Regions from separate parts of the Homo sapiens genome. Here region 2 is linked to region 1. A link is a contact called in ENCODE Hi-C or POLR2A ChIA-PET data. All regions are on one chromosome and are shown on one strand. Each heading gives the region's core, a stretch centred on a gene start or an enhancer-like site at or near the end of the contact. The rest is flanking DNA. Distances are from core to core; before and after follow the strand shown. Region 1 overlaps ANO1 (anoctamin 1). Region 2 overlaps ANO1 (anoctamin 1).

Region 1 (3,857 bases), core at 1,230-3,729:
AGCAGTGGCGCCTGATCCACCCACGGCTGCATTCCTTGGGTCCTCAGCTCGCCTGAGACTCGAGTCTGGAGACTGCGTCAGGATAATGGGGGATGTATGCTTGCTCCAGAAGCAATCCCTCAACTGTGCTTCATAGCAGTGTCCCTGCTATGGGGAGCCAGGTCTTCCTATGCAGTGTGGACGTGATCAGCAGTAACTGTGGCGTGGGAAATACCAGGCACCGGCAATGACCTCTCCAGGCAGACCCCTGCCCAGGGACTGAGAGCATCTCCCATCTTGCCCGCGTGCCCTCTGGAGCCGTGCGGGTGGAGGGTAGGAGTGAGCATTGCAGGGTCAAGGTCAGGCTGAGATTCCTCCACATCTACTGTTCATGGGCCTGGGACAAGGGGCTCTGGGCCTTCCCTGCCCCCTCGTCCATATTTACTGAAGTGGACACATCCATAGCTACCAAAAGGTTGGAGAGAAGGCGGATGGTAGTCTGAAAGCCGGGGCTGTCCTAGGCTGGCACAGAGTAGGCGCTTTATAAAGTCGGGTGCCTTCCCTCTGCCTTCTCCCTCACTCAGTGGACATCACTGAGCCTCTGCTCTGTGGCCACTGCTGTTCCCCGTCCTAGGGATACATCAGTCAGCTAAACAGATAAGCCTGGCTTCAGACCCAGTGTGCCAGCTCCTATCCGTGCTGGAAGCTGGTGCCAACGGGGAGAGACAGGCAGATGCCAGGGCTGCTGAAAACTCGCCTGGTCATGAAGGGCTGACCAGGGATGTGGCACTGGGCGTCACATGCCCCAAAAGCCTATTTATGGCAGAGAATGTGAACCCCTTGGGGCACCCGCCAAGGCTCCTGGTGTCTGCCCCCGAGTCCGACGGCAGGAGGATTAGACCACAGCAGCCCCGCGTCCTCGTGGACAGACAGGGTCAGAAGAGTCCTGTGCCTTCCTAATGGGGCCACACGGCTCCCCGCAGGGCTGGGTGTTCTCCTCCTTGGGAGCTGAGGAAGCTGCAAACAGGGAAACGGGGATTTGTCCAGGTGTTCTGTGGGTGCTCGAGGGCCTTCGGGCCCAAACCCCACCAACGATGAGGCTCCTGGGCTTTCCCCTGCACCCAGTGGCCTGGACTGCTGTGCACAGCACACACCCATGGTTCCTGCCCGATATGGGAGGTGCCTGGCCTGCTGTGCACGGCACACACACCCCATGGTTCCTGCCTGACACGGGAGGTGCTGTCTGGGGAGGCCCCTCTCAGTAGCACTCTGACCTTCAGGCTTCAGCCCTCCAGCACCCCGACGCCATGATTGAGGGCCAGACATCCATAGTGAACAATGCCCTCCAGGGTATGAAGCGGCCTGTGAGGACCAGGGTAGGTGAGGAAAGAAGCTCACCCCCTAGGAAGCCAAGGGCAACCCGAAAACCACCCAGGTCTGATCTTTAGGGGTGCAAACCTTCAAATCTTCTAGCAATTTCGAGCCCACGCTCCAGCTGCAGGGAGTCCCATCCGTGGCCAAGACTGGATGATAGAAGCACACAGGGCCACCGCGTGGACTGAGGGTCTAGGCCCTCGGGCCACGGGGGCTGTAGCGGGGACCCTCAGCATCCCTGCCCACTGTGTATCCACCATGGGGACTCACTTCTCCTTTCTGTTTGTGATTTTCTTCTTTCTTCTGAAACGAAAATGTCAGAAGCAATTCCAGGAAGGTCAGAGTTCTTCTGGGCTGGGTTCAGAGGGAGGTTTCCGCCGGCATAGTTAGTCACTGCACTAAGGTCAGCATCTTCTGCCCCCTCTGGTTGGGGGCTGTCTGGGGGGCTGACTCTGTCCCCTTGCAGAGCCCCATGGTCTGGCCAGATGGGGCCTCACCACCCCCACGGCCGTGGCTCTCGACAAAGTAGGTTCATGAACCTCAAAGACCCCAGCTTGAGGGCCAAGAGTCGGGGCAGAATGCACTCCTCAGGGCGCTGGCTGGGGGCGAAGGGGACACGGCTGTCACTCCCAGTGTCTTCCTGCTGGGGACAGGCTGTGGTCAGCCCGGGCACCATGCTTTAAAACATCCCACATGTGTTTTTGCCGAACTGGTCTCATGACCCCTTTCCCGAATCTCACCAGATGTTTCCCTGGGAGAGACCCTGTTGCTCATGTAAACGGGGGTGCATGTTTTCCCAGGGAGGCCAGCAGCAGCCACCGGCTCCTTGACCACCGTGCAGAAATCCTCATGGACTCAGAGGAATATATTTTGGGTCTTTGCATGTGAGTGAGCAGAGCCCAGAAATAAATCTGTGTCTGCAACAAGAAAAGACAGGCTCTCCCACACGTGGGCTGTCTTTTCTCCTGACTCAGAGGTGCCCCATGAAGTCAGTGCTGTTCCTGTGGGTCACCAGGATGGAAGACCTCCACCTCTCCAGCCTCAGTGCCCTCCGTGGCTCCCCAGCACTGAGGAGGTGGCTTCAAGCTTCTTGGCCGAAGGAGTCTGTGCTTGCACAGGCAGGGGCTCAGCTGGACCAGGGCTGCCAAGAGCACCAGAGGCTCCCCTGCTGGGAAACAGGCCTTGTGATACCCAGTTTGCGATGAGGAAATGTAGGCTCAGAGAGATTAAGTCACTCTGTGGAAACCACACAGGGGCAGGGCAGGATTCCAGCCCAGGCCACGCCGTCCCAGGCCTCTAAGCACAGTGCCCACTCAATCTGCCCCTCGAGGGCCACAGAAGGATCTGGGCTCATCTTGCCGGAGCCCCTGGCACTGCCTCCTCCAGTTCACGCTGAGATCATCAGTTCTCAGAGGGAGCCCAAACCCACACCTTATGTCCTTCAGCCCTGGGCTCCCCTACAAGGGTCCCCACGCCGCACATTCTCCAGTCACCGTGCCTGGGGCAGCCTAGTCCTGCTGTCTCCCTGAAGCAGCTTCAGGCCCCCGCTCCTGGGTCCGTGCTCCTGCAAAGCTCCCCTAACCACTGGGACAGGCCCCTGCACAAAGCCCTGCAGGACCGCAACCTGCAGCTTCAGGGTGGGAGCAGAGGCTGAGCGGTGGCCCCCGATCCACATGCTCCTGGAGCCTGCGAACGTGGCCTTGTTTGGAAGAAGGGTCTTCGCAGAGGGAATGAAGTTAAACATCTCTGGATGAGATCATCCTGGATTTAAGGTGGGCCATAAATCCAATAGCAGAGAATGGCAGAGGGAAATTTGAGACCCAGCGAGGAGAGGAGGCCATGCCATCAAGGAGCCAGCAGCTGGAGCGATGTGGCCACAGCCAGGGGACGCCTGGAGCCCCCGGAAGCTGGGAGAGGCAGGAAGGATCCTCTCCTAGGGCCTTCGGAGGGAGCATGGCCCTGGAGACACTTTGACTGTGGACTTCAGGCCTCCAGAGCTGAAGGAGAATGAACACCCACTTTGGGGTCACGTGTTACAGAAGCTGCAGGAGGATCCCGCAATGGCCAGCATGGCACACGCCTCAGGGCCTCAGTTTCCCCAGCTGTGAAATGAGGATGATGACAGGACCTGCCTCACAGGCTTGCAGTGAGGATAAAATGAGTTGATATGCATGGAATGCACGCAGCAGGGACCGGCACGGAACTGACATTGAGTGGATGTCAGCCTCTGTCAACATTACTATTACTATTACTGTATTATTGCCCTTCGTTCGTTCATTCCATAAATATGTGCAAAGCGGCTGCTCTGAGCCTTCCGTGGGCAGCAGGGCAGCACAGAGGAGGCCTGAGCGGTGGTGCTGGGGAGAGGATGGCGTAGGGCAGGCCTCGTGGACGCAGCCGGGGGCCTCACCATCAGCATAAGCGACCACGGTGGGCTTCAGAAGGAGCGATGAGACAGGATTCACCCCATTGCCATTTGCTTTTCTATCGGATCAGGAAGAAGC
Region 2 (3,975 bases), core at 232-2,731, 60 kb after region 1:
ACCCCCCAAGTACTCGGAGCCAGCCGTGGTCATGTTACAAATGACCCTGCCCTCGTCCAGCCCAACAGCTTGAAGGCAGCGCCTCCTGTGGCCACCTAGCCCCGAGTCCTGGTACTGGAGCCCAGGTTGGCAGCTGTGCACTGAGGGCCTCACCAGAGCGTCTCATCACTGGCCAGTCCTGGTACCATCCCCCTCCTGCTGATACAGAAACTAAAGCCAGAAGGCTGCACTTCTCCTCCAGTGCCAGCCAGAGGTGGTGGCTGTGGTCACCATGTAGTCACTGGCATATGCCTGCAGAAGCTGGTGCCAGTCAGGCTGTCTGCTCCAAGATCCATGCCATTCTGTAGGAACTTGGAGAGACAGAGGCGGGGGGCTGTCTTTGTTTTCTGGGTTGAGTGAGGGGCCAAGGGCCCCCTGACCAAGTCATGGAAGAAGTGGGAAGATCCAGTGTCCCCTCATGCTCTTAGGTACAGTAAGAGGGACGCTGGCCGACATAAAGAAGTCCAGAGGAGGGTGGCCTCAGTGGTGGGGCCTGCTCATCCCCCTTACCTGGAGAAGGGGACCCCCTCGGTGGGGGCTGGGGGCTGGGGGCTGTTGTGCTCTCGGTGACTTGGTGGGAGGGCACCCGGCCTCGTGCTGAGGGGATGTGTCCCCTCTGGCCAGGTGCCAGGCTAGGGGGTTGGGAGATAACCGGAGCCTCCCCATCCCTCACCCAGGGGAGGCTAGCCTGAGGTTCAGCCACTCCCACTGCAGAAGCAGCAGCATTGTCGCAGAAGGGCCAGTGCGGGGCCGGGAAGGAGGTGGCCGTCTAGGGCTGGTCTGGTGGCCCCACGATGCCATCAGAGTCACTGGCTTCTCTGACCTTCTGCTAGCCTGTCCTAGGAGTGGGTCCCCTCTTGGTCACAACATGGCTGCTGCACCTCCAGCATCACTTCCACTCTCCAGGCTGGAAGAAGGGGAAGGGTGGGGGAAGAGATGGGCCAGGGGTGGCAGCCCCTGTCTGAAGGTGCTTTCGCAGAAGACCCACCACACCTCTGCTTGCATCTCATTGGTCAGAACTGTTTCACGTGGCCACCTCCTCTGCAGGGAGGCTCAGGAATGAGCACACACTGCCATCTCAGCAAGGCGGGATGGTAGAGGAAAGACAGAGGATATTGGATAGGGAAGTAGCCGGCTCTTTTCCCAGCCTTGACGTACTGGTAAACCCCTGTCACAAGGGCTTCATAGGGTTGAAGAGGACACAGCTTTGTCTTCAACTTGGGAGTTTCATTCAGCGAACAAACGTTGGTTGAGCACCTAGGATGTGCCCCACACGCCCCTGGTCCTGGGGATGCGGGGGAGATGGACCAGGGAGACTGGAAGGGAGCCTGCTGCAGGGCGTGCCTGTTGTGGGCCCGACTGCCCCATGGCAGGGCAGGGGACGCGCCCGCTGGGGTGGAGGGCCTCCCTCGCTGAGTCACCCACAGGCCTGGCGCTCCAGCTGCACCTCCGCATGCTGGCACGGGGACAGACATCCTGGAGGCCTCTTGGCAGGACCGAGGGGTTTTCCAAGGAAAGCCCTTGTTCCCCGGAGCTGGCCAGGGAGTGGTCCCCACGCCTCGCAGCAGGGCTTCTCCTTAGTCAGGGTGTGGTGAGGGCTGCAGGCATTTTCCTGGGCAGGGTGCAGTCACCATGTGTCACTGGCAGATGCCTGCAGAAGCCGGTGGTAACGGCCCAGAACATGAAATAAGAGCTTTTCTAGGTTTCTGAAAGCTGCAGACACCCTCTGGGGCAAACAGACCCATCCCAGGCTGCAACTGGGAGACACACAGGGCAGCCCCAGGCCTCCTGGGCCTGCCTGTCCTGGGAGCCACCTGTGACTGTGCCAGCAGGGACCGGACCTGCCCTCTGCACCCTTGCATGGGAGCAAATATGCGATTTCCTGGAACACGGGGACACAGGGTGACAAGACAGCCTGTGTCCTGCGGGTGGTTTCACGCCTGGGTGAGGAGCCTGGCTTTGCTGTGTGCTTCTCCTGCCCAGCCCTCGGTCCATCCATCCTCAATGAGGGCTCAGAATGGGGCATCCACACCCCTGGGCAGGGCGGGGCAGGGCAGGGTGAGGGAGCCCAGACAGACAGACAGACAGAGGTGTGTGGAACAATCTTGTCATTGTAGCCAACTCCCACCACGGTTTCTCAGGCAACCACCAACCCAAGTTTTATGGAATGTTCTGGTCCCACGGTATGTTTGGCAAGAGGAGGGGCTCACTCTGGTGGGAGAGCTAGAAGGGTGCTGCTGGCTGGGAGAAGGGACCCAAAGCATCTCCAGCCAGACCCAAAGCCCTGCCCCATCCCAGGCCACACCTGCCTCCTTTACCAGGGGAGTCCCTGGGAGGTGGCTGTGAGAGAGGCACACCTCAGCCCTGCACCACCTGAGGATGTCCCTGAGCTCACCATGGGTTGGGGGAGAAGCCCCATCCCGCAGTCAGTCTGCTCTGGGACAAGCCACTGGCATGGCGGCCATACTGTGTCCTGGGCTGTGCTTGGGGATGGTGCCTGGGCTCCGGGAAGATGGTAGCACAAAGATCTTGTGAACTGCAGGCTTGGGCAGACCGCCTGGTAAATCCCAGCTCCTGAGCTGGGTGACCTGGCCTGTCTACGTAACCTCTCTGAACCTCAGTGTCCTTGTCCATGGAACAGAAACTAGCCCCTCATCCATCTGTCTCTGGTGGGTTAATGCACAGAAAGCCCCTGGCATTTGGCAGGTGCCCAAGAAATGTCAGTGCTTGTTTTGAAGCAGAAGAGCGGGAAGGTTGGGGGACAGCTGGACTGAGGGAGCAGATGGGGCAGGCCCAGGAAGGTCCTGGGTGGGCCCCCAACCAAGAGTGCCCCTTTCCCCCCTGCAGATTGCAGTGACGTTTGCCATCGTCCTCGGCGTCATCATCTACAGAATCTCCATGGCCGCCGCCTTGGCCATGAACTCCTCCCCCTCCGTGCGGTCCAACATCCGGGTCACAGTCACAGCCACCGCAGTCATCATCAACCTAGTGGTCATCATCCTCCTGGACGAGGTGTATGGCTGCATAGCCCGATGGCTCACCAAGATCGGTGAGTGCCCATGTTCCAGGTACTGTGGCCTGGACTCAGGCAGCTGGAGTCGCCTGCCTCTTGCTGTGCATCCTTGAGTTTGTTGCTTAACTTCTCTGGGCCCCAGCTCCCTGGTTCTCAATGGGTATCCTGAGCACAGGCCATGGTGCGCCTATGAGAGCCGACTGAGTGACTGTGCCAGTGGCCAGCCAGAAGCTGGACCAGGCTGTTGGGGGCCATCCCAGCCACAGCCTCAGTATCATCCTACCCCTCCCTCTAGAGGTCCCAAAGACGGAGAAAAGCTTTGAGGAGAGGCTGATCTTCAAGGCTTTCCTGCTGAAGTTTGTGAATTCCTACACCCCCATCTTTTACGTGGCGTTCTTCAAAGGCCGGTAGGGACATCTTCAGCCTTTCCCCAACCTCGCTTCTCCCAGGTCCAGGAGAGGGCTCTCCCTCCCCACAGGTTGGGGGCACCTGGAGCCCAGGGCAGGGCAGACACCGTGGCACCCGCAGCCAAAGAGGGTCAGGGAGAAGGCCTGGGCCCTGCTGAGGCTCCAGAGCAGCGGGACCCTGGGCAGCAGGGAGTCCAGGTGGCAGGGAACCCAGGCAGTGGGGACCCCAGGCAGTGAGGACCGGGGAGTGAGGACCCGGGAGTGAGGGCCCTGGGCAGTGAGGACCCTGGGCCGTGGGGACCCCAGGCAGTGAGGACCGGGGAGTGAGGACCCGGCAGTGAGGGCCCCGGGCAGTGAGGACCCGGGAGTGAGGGCCCCGGGCAGTGAGGACTCTGGGCAGAGAGGACCTCGGGCAGTGAGGACCCGGGAGTGAGGGCCTTGGGCAGTGGGGACCCCAGACAGTGCAGACCCCGGGCAGTGGGGACCCCAGGCAGTGAGGACCGGGGAGTGAGGACC

Evidence for each region. Hi-C counts contacts between places; a loop is a spot of excess contacts on that map. ChIA-PET counts read pairs that join two places held with the same protein, here RNA polymerase II (POLR2A). Pooled maps may share reads with other maps.
Region 2: a map of endothelial cell of hepatic sinusoid shows a loop between it and region 1 (4-fold over the local background). The contact joins two enhancer-like sites. A Hi-C loop is called at or near these places in 1 of 168 maps with a recorded cell type or tissue (endothelial cell of hepatic sinusoid) and 1 of 50 pooled maps. POLR2A ChIA-PET finds 5 or more read pairs at or near these places in 4 of 52 experiments (H1, K562, Panc1 and 1 more).

Annotation. Positions count from the first base shown.
Region 1 is chr11:70,097,240-70,101,096 of GRCh38, forward strand. All of the region lies in intron 2 of ANO1 (anoctamin 1), which reads left to right. Among named protein-coding and RNA genes, the nearest start is that of ANO1, 21 kb to the left of the region's middle. RefSeq lists an enhancer at 2,008-2,767. Within about 2 kb of position 2,480, at least 3 of the 41 ENCODE cell types and tissues checked have a DNase peak (open chromatin) inside an H3K27ac peak, as active enhancers do.
Region 2 is chr11:70,158,275-70,162,249 of GRCh38, forward strand. ANO1 (anoctamin 1) reads left to right here. Exons shown (of 26, transcript NM_018043.7): 17 at 2,887-3,088; 18 at 3,348-3,459. Among named protein-coding and RNA genes, the nearest start is that of FADD, 43 kb to the right of the region's middle. Within about 2 kb of position 1,482, at least 7 of the 41 ENCODE cell types and tissues checked have a DNase peak (open chromatin) inside an H3K27ac peak, as active enhancers do.